Regions from separate parts of the Homo sapiens genome. Here region 1 is linked to region 2. Evidence: chromatin loops called from intact Hi-C (ENCODE). Cell type or tissue: OCI-LY7. All regions are shown on one strand. Region 1 overlaps GRIK4 (glutamate ionotropic receptor kainate type subunit 4). Region 2 overlaps GRIK4 (glutamate ionotropic receptor kainate type subunit 4).

The links. Hi-C counts contacts between places; a loop is a spot of excess contacts. Peaks named below come from ENCODE experiments on the same cell type or tissue, not always from the same donor. Only the 100,000 strongest peaks of a DNase experiment are listed, where the experiment ranks them.
Region 1: it touches region 2 in a loop (6-fold over the local background); 2 of 110 quality-filtered maps call a loop at or near these places.

What each region holds. Positions count from the first base shown.
Region 1 is chr11:120,923,817-120,931,816 of GRCh38, forward strand. All of the region lies in intron 13 of GRIK4 (glutamate ionotropic receptor kainate type subunit 4), which reads left to right. Among named protein-coding and RNA genes, the nearest start is that of TBCEL, 96 kb to the right of the region's middle. RefSeq lists silencers at 2,314-2,413, 6,012-6,061. In OCI-LY7, CTCF peaks have their summits at 4,879 (motif pointing left), 6,008 (motif pointing left), 6,209, 7,429 and 2 weaker places; DNase peaks (open chromatin) are centred at 2,335, 5,985 and 7,455; H3K4me3 peaks cover 546 bases; H3K27ac peaks cover 2,011 bases.
Region 2 is chr11:120,698,376-120,706,375 of GRCh38, forward strand. The region is part of intron 3 of GRIK4 (glutamate ionotropic receptor kainate type subunit 4); the gene reads left to right. Among named protein-coding and RNA genes, the nearest start is that of GRIK4, 190 kb to the left of the region's middle. In OCI-LY7, a CTCF peak has its summit at 739 (motif pointing right); DNase peaks (open chromatin) are centred at 746, 4,446, 5,356, 5,416 and 1 weaker place; H3K4me3 peaks cover 3,074 bases; H3K27ac peaks cover 6,776 bases.

The DNA.
Region 1 (8,000 bases), 230 kb after region 2:
CAGGATCACACAGCTAGCCAGAGGCAGACTTAAACCCAGGACCCTCTGATGGCTCTCTGGCCTAGTGTCAGATTCTGGTGGGTAGTTCATCCACCCAGCACACTGTCAGGGCATCACTGTTGAATCTAGGACAGACTGGTCCCTCTCCCCTGGGCTTTAGGACCTCTAGGGTGATGGCTGGCAAGTCCTGGGGGGCGATTACAGCTCCCAGCAGGGAGGCAAGTCTTCCCCCTGGGCTTTGCCTGGTGTTCGCAGCAGGCAGAGTTGGCTCCTCTGGGAATTTCACAATCTGTTAAGCTGTTTGTGCCAGACGAGGAATCTAGACTCTTCTTCATCCAAATGAGAATGAAAATCCATGAAAACATCCAGATGTGCATTTTACCCCTTCTTGAATTAGAAGCCACCCAGATGTGTAAAGAGAGGTGCACAGGAGGTTGGCCAGGCCTGAGTGTGGCTCCCTTGCGTGTGTGAGGTCACCGCTGTAGCAGTCGGTACCGTGGCAGCAGCCCTGGCTCCCCTTCCAGGCTCCTCACCACAGAGTCAGCAGAGCGTTTAGTGGCAGGCTCAACAGTGGCCATTCTCCTACTTGGGAAAATCACTTAACTTAAAAAAATATATATTGAAATAGACATATAGAAAAGTGCACAAATCGTAAGTGACAGCTTAATGAATGATCACAAAGAGGACATCCCTGTGTGATCAATCACTGTCCGGATCAAGAAATATACCCTTAGCGGCATCCTGAAGACCCCCTTGTCCCCACCCACCTCTTTCCTGTTTCACTCTCTACACCTTTCGTCTGCCCAAAGGTAACCATTATTCCAAATTTAACACCACATGACTTCTTGAGTCTCATTCTCCTCATCTCTAAATAGGTTACTGCCAACCTTAGACGTTGCTGTGGGTCTCAAGAACGATCTGTGAAAAAACAGTTTTGGGGTATGACTATTGATGGGCATATGAGCCATGTCAACAAGTGGGACACCTCTCAGAAAAAGACCAAATACACCTTTATCACCCAGGAAGAGTGGCCAGAGGTTCAGAACAATGTCTTCAGCTCTCTTCCTCAAAAAATGGCAGGGATTCCTGAGAAAATGCCCTGCTGCCCTTTGCAGTGGTTTCAACGTGTGCACATACTGATAGGAAATGAGAAGGGGCCAGATGCTGTCCACTTTGTGGATCCAATTGGTCACATCACTGCTCACTCCCTGGGGAGGTGGGGCAGTTCAGGGCTGGTCTCTGAGGCAGAGCTGGGGCCTCCATTCTGTCTAGCAGGAGCTGTAGGGGATGGGGTGAAAAAGTGGGAACAGAGAAGGAGCACAGGGAAGGCCTCTAGAAGTTCTCTATGGCTGTGGGCGATGCCCACAGAAGTTGGTGGTACTTTATTTTACCCAACAAAAACAGTCCTAATAACAGGCCCGTGAATCTCACCATTCCTAATTACAGGGCTGACAAGTGGGAGGGAAAATGAAAGGAAGACAGCGCCGTGAGCTGGTGGCACTGTCGGGCTCCTACAACAGCAGAAACCTGTCGCCTGGGCTTGCCCAGGCCAGCTTTACACAGGCCCCCGATCACGCCTGGAACCCATAGCCTCGAAATAAGTGTAGGGCTGGCTAGGCCAGCACAAGCCCTTGCTCATTAGTTCAGGTCTGCAGGTTGGATCCCCATGTGGACCAGTTAGCTTTGCCCGTTGTCAGCGACCCAGAGCTTAACCAGCTGTTTTGGCAGCCAGCAGGGATGGGAGACAGGCAGAAGAGGGTGGACTCACTGGTGAAAATTCAGTGCCCCTTGTCCCATGGCCTATTGGTGACTGTATTGTGGGCCAGAGATTTTTATCAATAAAGGGTGCATTTGGGTTAGAAATGAGCATATCGGCCAGGCGCAGTGGCTCACGCCTGTAATCCCAGTACTTTGGGAGACTGAGGCGGGTGATCACCTGAGGTCGGGAGTTCACGACCAGTCTGGCCAACATGGTGAAACCCCATCTCTACTAAAAATACAAAAAAAATTAGCCAGGTGTGGTGGTGTGCGCCTGTAATCCCAGCTACTCAGGAGGCTGAGGCAGGGGATTTGCTTGACCCCAGGAGGTGGAGGTTTCAGTGAGCCAAGATCGCACCACTGTGCTCCAGCCTGGGCATCAGAGCGAGACTCCATCTCAAAAAAAAAAAAAGAAAGAAAAAAAAGAAAAAGAAAGAAAAGAAATGAGCATATCTTCCTGAAAACTCAGATAGGATTCAATTTCTTTTCTTGATTCGACATGTAAATTGTTGGTCAATCTTCAGAAAGTCAGGTGTGATGGTGGTGGTAGTAGTGATGTGAGGAAGTGAAACTTAGGCCTCTCTGGGCTTTGCCACATACCATAACCTGCCTGGACCTAAGCTCTCAGTTCCCTTTCTCTTTCACACCTCAACTATATAAACACTGACATCTATAATGCATATTAGTTTTTTAATCATGGGATTTCTTTTCACTCCCTTCAATACCTACATTGAATTTTCTGAAACAATAATTTTAAAAAATAAATAAAATTGAAGTGAATCCTTTAAGTTGCAACAAAATAATAAAGGCTGACACTTCTGGAACATTCCCTATGTTTCAGGCACTGTTCTAAGTGCTTTTTGTGTATTCATTAATTTAACCTCCCCAACATACCTACAAAGTATGTAATATTACTAACCCCATTTTCCAGATGAGGAAACTGAGGTACAAAGAGGTTAAGTAACTGGCCTAAGATTATGCAGTTAGTAAGTGGCTGAGCTGGCCCTAGAGGGTGTACCCTTGGTCAAAACATTCTACTACAAAATCGTTCCCTCAGTTGAGAGCCAAGGATAGAGAATAATGTTAACTGAGCTCCTCTTTCTTGGATTTGTCTATTCATTCATTCAATCATGACTTCATTCAACAAATATTTATGTAGTGCCTGGCACATGGCAGGTTCTGGACACTGGAGATGTATGATGACTAAGGCAGACAAAGGTCACTCCTTCCTGAAGATGGCACTCTAGACAATCAACAGGTAAACTGGTAAATAAACAAGACAATTTCAGGTCATGATTTCCGCTGTGAAGAAAATAAAGCAGTATAATGAGCCAGAGTGTCTCGAGGAGAGGGGCCCATTAAGTGGGCAAGTAGGGAAGGCTGCATTGATGGCATGGTGCTTGAGCTGAGGTCAGAACGGTGAGAAGCCAGCTGGGCCATGGCCAGGGCAGAGCATATGTGGAGGGGAAAGAGTAAACTCCAAGACCCCAAGGTGGAAAGTGAACTTGTCATGTTCAGAAATCAGGATGGGGGTTAGCATGACTAGCTAGACTGTGGTGAATGGGCTGCCGTATCACCAACGCCTGGTGGGCCACGGTAAGGAGTTGGGTCTTTATGAACTTGGAAGTCTCTCGGTTCTTTTCCTAGGTCCACATACACCCATGGTCTGAGGATAGCATTGAGAGTCCACAAAACTAGAAAGGAAGAATTGGCCGGGCACAGTGGCTTACACCTGTAATCCCAGCACTTTGGGAGGCCAAGGCAGGCTGATCACTTGAGGTCAGAAGTTCGAGACCAGCCTCGCCAACATGGCAAAACCCCATCTCTACTAAAAATACAGAAATTAGCTGGGTGTGGTGGTGCGTGCCTGTAGTCCCAGGTACTCAGGAGGCTGAGGCAGGAGAACTGCTTGAACCTGAGAGGCGGAGGTTGCAGTGAACCACATCACATCACTGCCCTCCAGCCTAGGTGACAAAGTGAGACTCTGTCTCAAAAAAAAAAAAAAAAAAAAAAAAGAAAGAAAGAAAGAAAGGAAAAATTAACATCTATATATTTTTCTAAGTTCAAACAGAAATGTAATATTTCCTTCAATTATGAATGTGGTCAACAAAGCTTCATGGTATTAACCACACCTGTGACTTTGTCACCAATGGTATTAATTTAGTGTTGCTGTTAGACACACTTCCAGCTCTTGTTATGTAAAGAGGCACAGATACCACTATAGCACAAAAAGTGTACACATATTTTGATAACTGAATTTCTATGTAGTCATTTTAAAATATTTTAAAATAAGAGGTTAACAGGTATCAGCAGACTGTTAAAGAGGTCCATGGCATAAAAAAATATTAAGAAGGCAGGCCAGGCATGGTGGCTCATGCCTGTAATCCTAGCACTTTGGGAGGCCGAGGCAGGCGGATCACCTGAGATCAGGAGTGTGAGAGACCAGCCTGGCCAACGTGGTGAAACCGTGTTTCTACTAAACATACAAAAATTAGCCGGGCATGGTGGTGCACAACTGTAATCCCAGCTACTCGGGAGGCTGAGGCAGGAGAATGGCTGGAACCTGGGAGGTGGAGCTGCAGTGAGCCGAGATCGCACCACTGCACTCCAGCCTGGGAGACAGAGCAAGACTCCGTCTTAAAAAAAAAAAAAAAAAGCTAGAAGGCGACACGGAGAAAAATGGCATCGTCTGCTTTAGCTTTCCCAAAGACCCCTCTGGCTGCAACGGGAAGAGGGGATTGTAAGAAGCAGGACCTCACATGAGCTCTGTTTACACAGGGAGTTGAATTTAACCCTCACCACAATCTTAAGAAGTATACATTATTTTGCCTATTTTAGAGATGAGGAAACTGAAGCTCAGATTTCTGGTAATTGCTCAGCTGGTGAATGGCAGAGTCGGGATTCAAACATGCATCTGCCTGACCCCAAAAAGCAAGAGGATTGAGGATTCGTGGGCCAGTGAATAGAAGCCTGTAACAAGAGGGTCAAGGGTAAATAGTATCTGCTTGGCCTCTTGAGTCAGCTTGGACCTCTGTGCCGCATAATTTCACCTGCAAATGAACTGCCAGCCCCTTCTTTCCTTAGCGCTGGTTCGTTCCTAAAATCTGCCCTCTATAGGCCAATAACACAGCCCTGTGCCGAGCCAACTAAATATTTCATGGGGACTTTAATTTAACTCTAAAGAAATTCATCCAGCCCCGAGAGTAAGCTGTAACCTCGAGAAATAGCACCAGGGAGCACTTGGACCTGCGGATGACATTGCCACTTTCCCAGGAATGCTAATGCTCCACTGGGCCTCTGCCTCTTCAATCATTGCTGTGGATAGGCCTGGCCCAGTGAGCAGGGATGATTTCTACAAACATGGGCTCGCACTGGTTAGCAAAGACGTGTGTGTGTGTGTGTGTGTGTGTGTGTGCGCGCGTGCACGCGTGTATGTGTGTGTGCGCACATGTGTGTGTGTGTGTGTGTCTGTGTGTTGGCACAGGTGAACAATTGGGTGCTATTTACTGTTCCTTTATTCCCTGATCTTTGTTCCTATATCCTGGTTCTGAAAGAAGGGAGAGGTGGTGGGGTTGGCATCCAGTCTCCCCAGTGGACAAGGACACCAAATATTTTGCAGGTGCCATGTGACCCCTAAGAGTTTCTCTTTGTCTCCAGCCCGCGGCGGGTGGCGTGGGCAGACAGCCTGACTCATGTGGCAGGAGAGCAGATGTGTGTGTTCTCAGGCATGTGACGCTGAAGTCTAAGGGATGAGCCCTGCGGATGCTCGTGTGGGCCAGGAGTGGGAGTGAGCCTCCCTGGCTCCTTCTGATCCCATTGCCCTGCAGCTCGGTGACCCCAGTGAGTCCTGGCAAGTTCCCTGGGCATCTCAATAGGTGCGGGTGGGAGGGAGAAAGCCGCCCGCAGGTAAACTGATCAAAAGACAGGAAGTGAGCAGATAATCTAATTTGAAATGGGCTGAGATACAGATGTTATTCTGCTCAAATGCACAGCACAAAAGGACTGGGGCCTGGGGAGAATTGGGAAGCAGCTCCGTGGAGCCAGTCTTCTGGCCTCTGGCTCAGCCTGGGCCTGTCATCTCCATTCCTTCCCGGGCTGTAATTAACACCCCTCCGCTGATAGCTGCTTTAAGCCAGATTGGAGCATGGGGCCCTTCCTCTTCTGGTTGGGCGTCCCACATGACACCGTCCAAGGTGTTAGAGGGAACCGGGTCTGGGGCAGGGCAAGGGGAGAAGGGCGCCCTCTAGTGGGGAACCTACGGCTTCAAGTCCTTAGGTTGGAGGATGTCTGATCGCATCCACAGCATGACCTGAATCTGGTTCTAATGTTCCAGCCTCCTGACAAAAATCCCTCCTGCATACAGGCATCTGTCAGAAATCAGCCTGCTTCAGCTGCCAGCAAGAAGGGGCTCGAGGGCAGGCCACGTTTGGGGGGGGGGTCCCCTCCTTACCCACGCTGTTGGCTGCACTGGCTCTTCACTAGGGACTGACTGTGTGCCCTCTTGGGGAAAGTCACTGCGAACAGTGCAGTAATAAGAAAGCCAAGCGCACAGTCCTGAGAATGTGTACATGGGGGTCTGAAGCTAGCTTTCTTCATGTCCTAGCTGCGTGTATTTGAGCAAATGATGAACCTCTCTGGGTCTCAGCGTCTTTGTCTCCAAAACAGGGCTAATGGCAGTTTTGAAATGTTGTTTATGTTAAATTTTTTCAAAGATTTGATCCCTGCTTCAAGAAGTTTATCTAATGTAGAGATAAGATATGCACACAAATGTAAACAGCAGTAATAGTAAGAGCTAACATTTATTGTGAGTTATCTGTGTCAGGCCTAAGCTTTGTGTGGGTTGCTCATTTAATTCCCATAGAAGCTCCATGGAGGTGGGAACTATCATTATCCCTACTTTACTGATGAAAAAACTGAGGCACAGAGAAGTTAAGGTCACGCAGCTCATAGGTGGCAGAGTTGGAGTGTGAGTCCAGGCATCCTGTACTAATACAAGGAAATTTATAGTATATGCCATGGTGGGTGGCATGAGCATTGCCTTCTCTCTTTGGCGACAGACAAGGGAGGGCTTATGCCTGAGAAGATGATCAGAGAAGGTTTTATGAGGATGGTAAACTTTGAATAGACCTTGAAGAGTAGGTGGAGTTGATGTTTGGACTTTTGATGTGGAGTAAATTTAACTGCAGAAAAGTACAAGGTGTGTTGAGAGCCAGCTGAGTTGGCCTGGCTGCAGGGGAGGGGCAGTGTCTGGGAGAGGAGTGATGGAGATGGGGCTGAACTTGCAGGAGTAGGCAGACCATGAGGGCCAGACTCCCACATGCTGGACTGCAGAGGAGTGGGAGTCGTGAATAATTTCTTAGGGAGGACAGGTATAGTTGCTGTGGTGCGTAAGTGAGTTTTGCTAGAAATATTGAGCACCCGCTTTATTCCAGGTAATGTGTTTTGTGCATTATATGTATTATTTCCTTTGTCCTCATAACATCTCTGAATTGGCAATTATTATCCCCACTTTACAGATAAGAAAAACGAGCTGGGAGAGGATATCACAGCTATCTAAGGTCACACTGTTAGTAACTGGCAGGGCGAGGACTTGAACCCAGTTTGGCTTGGTGCCAGTGACCCAGGCAATGTAGTCACAGGTCAGAGCAGGTGGAGGGAAGCAGTTATGTCTTTGACCTTGGCCTTATTAGGAGGGCCCCTGCAGGGACTGGAGAGAATGGCAGGCTAGGAGGTTTGGCAACACAAGGACTTAGGCACCCCTTGGTTATTGTACCATGGAGGTCATGCTGACCTTGGCTGGAGTGATATTGGTGGAGTGATGGGGTGGAGACCAGAGTGCCTGGAGTGTGGTGATATACATGGCAAGGGAGTGAGGAGAAAAATGCAGAGGGCCCTTTCTTGCCTCCCTTCAATCTTTTTCTTCACTAGAGCCGATTGAATGTGCTGCATATTCAGCATGCAGACTCTGAAGCCAAATTACGTGGGTTTGAATCCTGGCTCTGCCACTTACTTGCTGTGCAACCTTGGGCAAGTTACTTGACCTCTCTGTGCCTCAGTTTTCTCATCTGTTAAATAAGGATAATAATAGTAACCTATCTCATAGAGGTTTTGTGGATACTGAGTGAGGTAACATGTAAAGGGCTTAGTTCAGTGCCTGATACATAGGAAGAGATATGTGTTAGCTGTATTGATATTACAAGTCCAATACTGTAGGACATTCACTGTAGAAAATACTTCAGGAC
Region 2 (8,000 bases):
TCTGTCTTCAGCCACTGCTGGCTGTGTAACCTTGAGCAGGTGAGTTACCCTCTCTGAGCCCTGGGCTCCTCATAGGTAAATTGCACAGAACTATGGCTGCCCCTTGAGTGGATGAGAGGCATTAATGAGATGCAGTATCTTTAAGTTCTTTACACAGGGCACACTTTTCCCCTCCCACTACCATCTCTTAGTAATGTTCACAATACCCTTATGCCTCACCTTTGTTCTGTCCTTCATCTTTGAAAGCGATTTTGCCTCCATCATGCCATCACGGCCTGCTGCCCCTTCCCCCTGGCTCTGTGGCTTCCTGTGCTGCCAGTTTGCAGTGCAGTTCCTGCTGCCTCCCTGCCCTGGAGTTCTGCCCCCATCCTCTTTGCACTCCCAAGTCTCTGACTTTCCTGGGGTTTGTTTGGCTCCACCACCCAGCAGGGAGGCATAACACAGATCTTAGGAGCCCAGTTACCCCCACTCTAAGTGCAAACATTTTTCTCTATTTTTGGTGCATTAGATTAATCAGGAGAAGTGGGCTTTTGGATTTCGTTGGTCCCCTGTGAGGCCTAGCTCCAGGTAAGTGTCCTTCATAAATGTTTCATCACTCTCCCTGCCATAATTGTTAAAATGGGGATAAATTCTATCTGGATTCAGGGATGATCTCCCACCTGTGTCTGTTTGCCCCTGTGGCAGCTCCCCTACACACTGCATCTCTCGTGTCATATTTCCCGTTGCCACTGGATGGTGATAGGGCCAGCTGCTTCAGTTCATCACAGCTGCGTGTGAGCCTCTGGCCCAGGTGGCAAGGCGAGGCCAGCACACTGCCCACCTACCTGCCTTGATCTCTCTTGGTGGCTCGCGGTCCCAGCACTACTCCTCCAAAGCCTGGATCAAATTGTCTGCTTTAAGGAAAGATCAAACTAGCTCCTCCAGGGGTCCTGCTCTTGAGCATGGAGGGCTGGTGGTCACAGCCATGACTGTAACCTGCACAGCCCCATGACAAACCAAGTCTTTAGTTCCATGGCCTGCAGTCTTTAGTTCATTCTACAAATAAATATTTATTTCCTGCTACGGACCAGGTACTGTTCTAGGCACTGAGCATAAATTGGTGAATTGAAATGAATAGGAATCCCTGCTTCATGAGGAATATAAACAGTAAGTCAGGTGTGTGTATGTGTGTGTGTGTGTGTGTGTGTGTGTGTGTGTGTGTGTGTGTACCCATATAGTCTGTGACTGATAAGTATTAAAGAGAAAAATAAAGCAGGAAAGGTGATAGGGAATGTCCAAGGGTGTTAACATTGTAGACAGGGTGGGCATGGAAAACCTCTCTGAGAAAGTGACATGTAAGTAAAGACTTCAAGGAAATGAGAGAAGAGCTGCACACATGTTTGGGGAAGAAGATATTGGAGAGAGGGAACAGCATGTGCAAACGTGCAGGGACCCAGAGGCAGGAATGGGCCTGGCCAGCTCGGGGCATGCCCAGGGGGTCCATGTGGCCAGTTTGTATCAGCAAGGGCCGCAGCAGCAGGAGATAGTCAGAGATGTAGGTGTGAAGGTCAAACCACAGGGGTTCTTTAGGGTAAAATGGGAACCAGGTAGAACGTTTGAGCAAAGTAAGGCCATGATTGGACTTCAAATTTTTTACAGAAATAAACTTTATTGTGTATATTTGGGGTTTACAGCATGTTAGGAGATGCGTAGAGATAGTAAGATGGTTACTACAGTGAAGCAGGTTAACATGCCCATGATCTCATAGTTGGTTTTTTTGTGTGTGACAGGAGCTGCTAAAATCTACTTATTTAACAAAAACTCCTACTATAGTTACGTGCCACATCATGATGTTTCCATCCACAAATGGCCACATATATGACAAAGTTCCTATAAGATTATATTACTACTTTTTTTTTTTTTTTTTTTTTGAGATGGAGTCTCGCCCTGTCGCCCAGGCTGGAGTGGAGTGGCATGATCTTGGCTCATTGCAACCTCCACCTTTGCCTCCTGGGTTCAAGCGATTCTCCTGCCTCAGCCTCCTGAGTAGCTGGGATTACAGGCATGTGCCACCACACCTGGCTAATTTTTGTATTTTTATTTTTTATTATTACTATTTTTTGAGAGAGAGTCTTGCTCTGTTGCCCAGGCTGGGGTGCAGTGGCGTGATCTCGGCTCACTGCAACCTTCACCTCCTGAGTTCAAGCAATTCTCCTGCCTCAGCCTCCTGAGTAGCTGGGATTACAGGTGCGCGCCACCATGTCTGGCTAATTTTTGTATTTTTAGTAGAGACGGGGTTTCACCATGTTAGCTAGACTGGTCTCAAACTCCCGACCTCGTGATCCGCCCACTTTGGCCTCCTAAAGTGTTAGGATTACAGGCGTGAGCCACTGCGCCTGGCCAATTTTTGTATTTTTAGTAGAGACAGGGTTTCACCATGTTGGCCAGGCTGGTGTCGAACTTCTGACCTCAGGGGATCCGTCCGCCTCAGCCTCCCAAAGTGCTTGGGATTACAGATGTGAGCCATCGCAGCCGGCCATATTACTGCATTTTTACTGTACCTTTTCTATATTTTGGTGTGTTTATATACACAGATACTTACCACTGTATTACAGTTGCCTCCAGTATTCAGTACAGTTACATGCTGTGTAGGCTTGTAGCCTAGGAGCAATACGCTGTTTCATGTAGCCTAGGTGTAGGAGGCTATACCATCTAGGTTTGTGTAAGTCACTCTGTGATGTTCACACAATGACTAAATCACCAAACAAAGCATTTCTCAGACCGTATCCCATTGTTAAGCAATACAGAACTGTACAATACGGTTTTATTAACTTTAATCTTCATTTTGTACACTAGATCTCTAAACTTGTTCTTCCTATATCTCTGCTATTTTGTGTCCTTTGACCTGTATCTCTCCAATTCCTACCCCTCTACCATGCCCACTCATAATAACCATTGCTTCCTTCTCTGTGAGTTTGAGCTCCTTTTCTAATATTCCACATTTAAGTGAGATCATGCAATATTTCTCTTTCTGTGTCTAGCTTATTTCACTTGGCATAATTTCCTCTAGGTTCATTCAGGTTGTGGCAAATGGCAGGATCTCCTTTTTAAGGGTGAGTAGTATGCCATTGTGTACACATACCACATCCTCTTTATCCACTCATCCGTTGATAGACACTTAGGTTGTTTCTATATCTTGGCTAATGTGAATAATGCTGGAGTGAACATAGGAGTGTGGATATATTTACAAGGTGATTCCATCTCCTGTGTGTATATACCCAGAAGAGGGATTGCTGCGTCATATGGTAGTTCTATTTTTAATTTCTTTAGGAACCTCCATATTGTTTTCTGACTTAGATTTTAAAGGGATCACTCCAGTTGCTGCATTGAGAATAGGCTGAAGGGAGATCCATTTAGGAGGCTCTTGCAGTAATCCAGGTGAGAGAGGTTGCTGGCTTGTCCAGGATGCAGCAGTAAAGGTGGTAAGAAAGGTTGGAATTCTGGATAGATTTTGAAGGTAAAGCCAACAGAATTTCTTGATGGTCTGGATATGAGATGTGTATGTGTAAGAGAGACAGATCAAGGGTGATTCCAAGCTTTTTTTTTTTTTTTTTTTTTTTGAGATGGAGCTTCACTCTGTTGCCAGGCTGGAGTGCAGTGGTGCGATACCGGCTCACTGCAATCTCTGCCTCCCAGGTTCAAGCAATTGTCTTGCCTCAGCCACCCGAGTAGCTGGGACTACAGGTGCACGCCACCACGCCTGGCTAATTTTTGTATTTTTAGTAGAGATGGGGTTTCACCATGTTGGCCAGGATGGCCTCGATCTCTTCACCTTGTGATCCGCAGGCCTCGGCCTCCCAAAGTGCTGGGATTACAGGCGTGAGCCACTGCGCCTGGCGACTCCAAGGTTTTTACCTTGGTACTTACGAGGGTAGAGTTGGCATTTGCTGCAGTAGGGAAGGAGGTTGGGCTGGTTTAGGGGTAAGAGGTGTCTGAGCCGAATCTTGGTATGCCAAATGTGAGATGCCTGTTAGACAACCTGTGGAGATGCAGGGTGGCAGCTAGAATGTGAGTCTAGAGTTCAAGTGACAGAATTCTACTGGAAACGTAAATTTGGGAGTAATCAATATACAGATTGTACTTAAAGCCACGAGACTGGGTTTGTACAGACAGAGAAGAGGACAAGGACAGAGCTCGGGGGTGCTTTGAACTGAAGAGGTCAGAGGGATGCAGAGGAGCCCATAGAGGAGGATGAGAAGCAGCAACCAAGGGGCAGGAGGAAAGCTGGGTCAGCATGGTCTCCTGGAAGCCAAGGGAAGAAGTGATCAGTGTCACAAACCTCTTGAGAGGCCCAGGGAGACGAGGACTGACAGGTGGGCTCACTGCTCTGGAGATTTTTGTTTCACTTTGTTTTTAATGCTCCACATTAAAACAATATCCCATGGGTCATGGCCTGAGGACGTTTCTATCTGAGTAGAGCTTGAGGCTTCAGCCCTGCAGAAAGCAGGAAGGAAGATGTATTTGTATCGAAAAGAAAAAAGGAAGTTACCAGCACACTTTTAAGTTCACTGTCTTGTTTTATTTCCATAAGTCCTTTTAGGGGAGTATTTGTAGTGCTTTGCCCAATTTAAGATGAAGAAAATGAGGTGCAAAAAAGCAACATAGCTGCCTTTAGTTCAGAGGCTTTGAAATCAGTGTTGGTCAATAGAACTTTCTCGATGATGGCAATGTTCTGTATCTGCTTTGTCCAGCATTGAATCTGTGGGCTACCTGTGGCTACTGAGCACTTGAAATGTGACTTTTTGGCTAGTTTTTAAATTGCATTTGACTTAAATTCATCTAAATTTAAATATAAAGAGCCATCTGTGGCAAGTGGCTACCTTAATGGACAGAACAATTCTAAGTGGTCATATTTACACTAGATTTAAACCTGGGTGTTCTGATCCAAGGCCTGGGGTCTTTCAACCTACCCTCTGCTTCCCAAGAAGGTAGCATAATGTTCTAAAGGGGGCTGGATTGGCTTGAGGTGATGAGTCTTGGAGGGTGGATTTGGAGAAGGAGATAATGTATGTGACCTAGGCGTGGTCTAAAGTTCTAGGGTTTATTAGCCAGTTTACAAGCTCTCTAAAGTCTCCTGAAGCCTGTTTCTTCCACTGTCAGCCCAACCCAGGCTGTAAGGTTGGGCTTACAGGAGTAAGGGTGAGGACCCAGGAGTAAGGGTGAGGACAGGAGGGTATATCTAGTATATGTACCACTTATAAATCCTACCGTCTGTCAATTTCCTTCATGAAACTTCCCCTGTCCACTCAGCCGTATCTCCTGAGCAGCAAATCATTTAAATTCCTTTGAAATACTGTTACTTAAACTTGTTTTTGGACACTTAGATTGTACCTATTATTACCATTACTATTTCGGTTGTGTCTGTGTGCTGCTTTCTGAATCTCTTTATAAACTCCTGGAGGCAGGTGAATTATGTCCTGTTTCCTATACATGGTAGGTACAGGATGGGGTGGTATAAAGAGCACTCGTCTTGATCATCTTTGGTAGCACTAAAGCCAAGAATGATGCTTACAAAATTGTGGGACCTCAACAGATGTCTGTTTAATAACTGAATGGCTAAACTTAGAACCACATAGTTTTAGTTTAGATTTCTGAGTTTCCGTTCACTAGCTTTGTTGCCAAAGGCGAAAAACGAAACTCTTTGAAACCCAATTTGCTCATCTGTCAATTTGTTCATCTATCAAAAGCAGTGTATTTCTTGTGTTCTCGTGAGGGTCAAATGAGATAATAACCATAGAAGTTTTTGCACAGTGCCTGGCACATAGTAGGTGCTTATTTATTAAGTGTTAATGTTTCTTTACTTTTCTTATGATGATATATATGCGGTTTATTCTTCACTAGACTGTGGTCTTATGGCAAATGGGGATTGTATTTTACTCACTGTTGTCCTCCATAGCACTCACACAGTGCCCTGAGCATATTAGGTTCTTAGGAAGAGCTATTGGATTTATTGCTTGCTGGATACCTCTGGTCGCAGCTCAGGAGATGCAGCTGAATGAGACATGACCCAGGGCCAACAGGGAACATTTGGGAGTGCCCAAGCTTAGAGCAGTCACAGCCTCTATCTCAGCTTCGAAGCCTGCACGTAATTTACAGTCTCATTCCTTCTGTTTCTCAAGTGGCCATTTAAATTCTTTAGATTGCAGGGCTGTCATAGATAATTCCTCTACTAGAATGTAAGCTCTGTGAGGATAGACATTTTTGCTTGCTGTTGTGTCTAGAACAGGGCTGGGGCATGGTATGTGGTCGGTAAATGTCAGATGAAGGAATGAACACAGGTGGGGCATGGGAAGCAATATTGTACAACATAACTCTGCAAACTTTTTTTTTTTTTTGTAAAGGACCAAAGAGTAGGTACTTTAGACTTGTATACTATAGTATCTCTGTTGAGATTATTAACCTCTGCCATTCTAGCTCAAATGGAGTCACAAACAACATATAAACAAATGAGCAGGTCTATGTTCCAAAAAATGTACTTTACAAAAACAGGTGGCATGTGGTTTTCCAGTTGTCCCAGAACCATTTGTTGAATAGACTGTTCTTTCCCTAGTGAATAGTCTTAGCACTCTTGCCAAAGATTAATTGGCCATAGATGTTTCAGTTTTTTCTGGACTCTCAATTCTATTCCATTGACTGTATGACTATCCTATGCCAATAACACACTGTTTTGATTACTGTAGCTTTGTAGTTAGTTTTGAAATCAGGTACTGTGAATCCTCCAGTTTTGTTTGTCTTTTTCAATGTTGTTTTGGCTGTTCATAGAGTCCCTTGCAATTGTATATGAGTTTGAGAATCAGCTTTTCCATTTCTTTCTTTTCTTTTTTTTTTTTTTTTGAGATGGAGTTTCACTGTTGTCTTGCAGGCTGGAGTGCAGTGGCACAATCTCGGCTCACTACTGCCTCCTGGGTTCAGGCAGTTTTTCTGCCTCAGCCTCCCAGGTAGCTGGGATTACAGGTGCCTGCCACCTTGCCCAGCTAATTTTTGTATTTTTAGTAGAGACAAGGTTTCACCATGTTGGCCAGGCTGGTCTCGAACTCCTGACCTCAGGTGATTTGCCCACCTTGGACTCCCAAATTGTTGGGATTACAGGTGTGAGCCACTGCACCTCGCCCAGCTTTTCCATTTCTATAAAAAGCCACTAGAATTTTGATAAGGATTGCATGGAATCTGTAGATCGCTTTGGGGAGTATCGCCATCAAAACAATATTAAGTCTTCCAATCCATGAAAACGAAATGTCTTTTCATTTAATTGAGTCGTCTTTAATTTCTTTCAGCAATATTTTGTAGTTCTTAGTGTACAAGTCTTTTACCTCCTTAGTTAAATTTATTCCTAGGTATTTTGTTCTTTTTAACGCTATCGTAAATGGAAATATTTCTTAATTTCTTTTTCAGATTGTCCGTTGCTGGTATCTAGAAACTCAACTGATTTTGGCACATTGATCTCATATCCCGCAAATTTGCAGAATTTGTTTATTAGCTCTAGTAGTGTTCGTGGATTCTCTGGGATTTTCTGGAGGCCCCAGCATCTCAGGCTCCTGTCTGACATTCTCCTTTAGCTCTGGTGAGGCTTCCAGGACATTCCACTCCGGCATATCACCCTAAACACTAGAAGACTGCTTTCCAGCATCGGGCCTGCTCTTGAGCTTTCTAGAGTTCCAGGGACCCTGGACAGCCACCATGACCAAGTCCATTGGATGTCAGCTCAGGAGAGACACAGGAACCTCTTCCTGCCTATTTGCAGGAGTTTGATGGTCTGTCCTGAAGTCCATGGCTCTCCTAGGAAGGGGCTGTGGGTTCTAGGACTGACCCTGATCTCTGCCTGTAATTCTTTCTAACACATTTTTATCACCAACTCCACCCATAGCTGCCCTATGTAGAACAGATTTCTTGTCTTGTCTTTGTTTAGACCCAGTTTCTTCTGGACTCCTGGCTGATCCAGCCTGAGTGCTGTGTGGCCACCT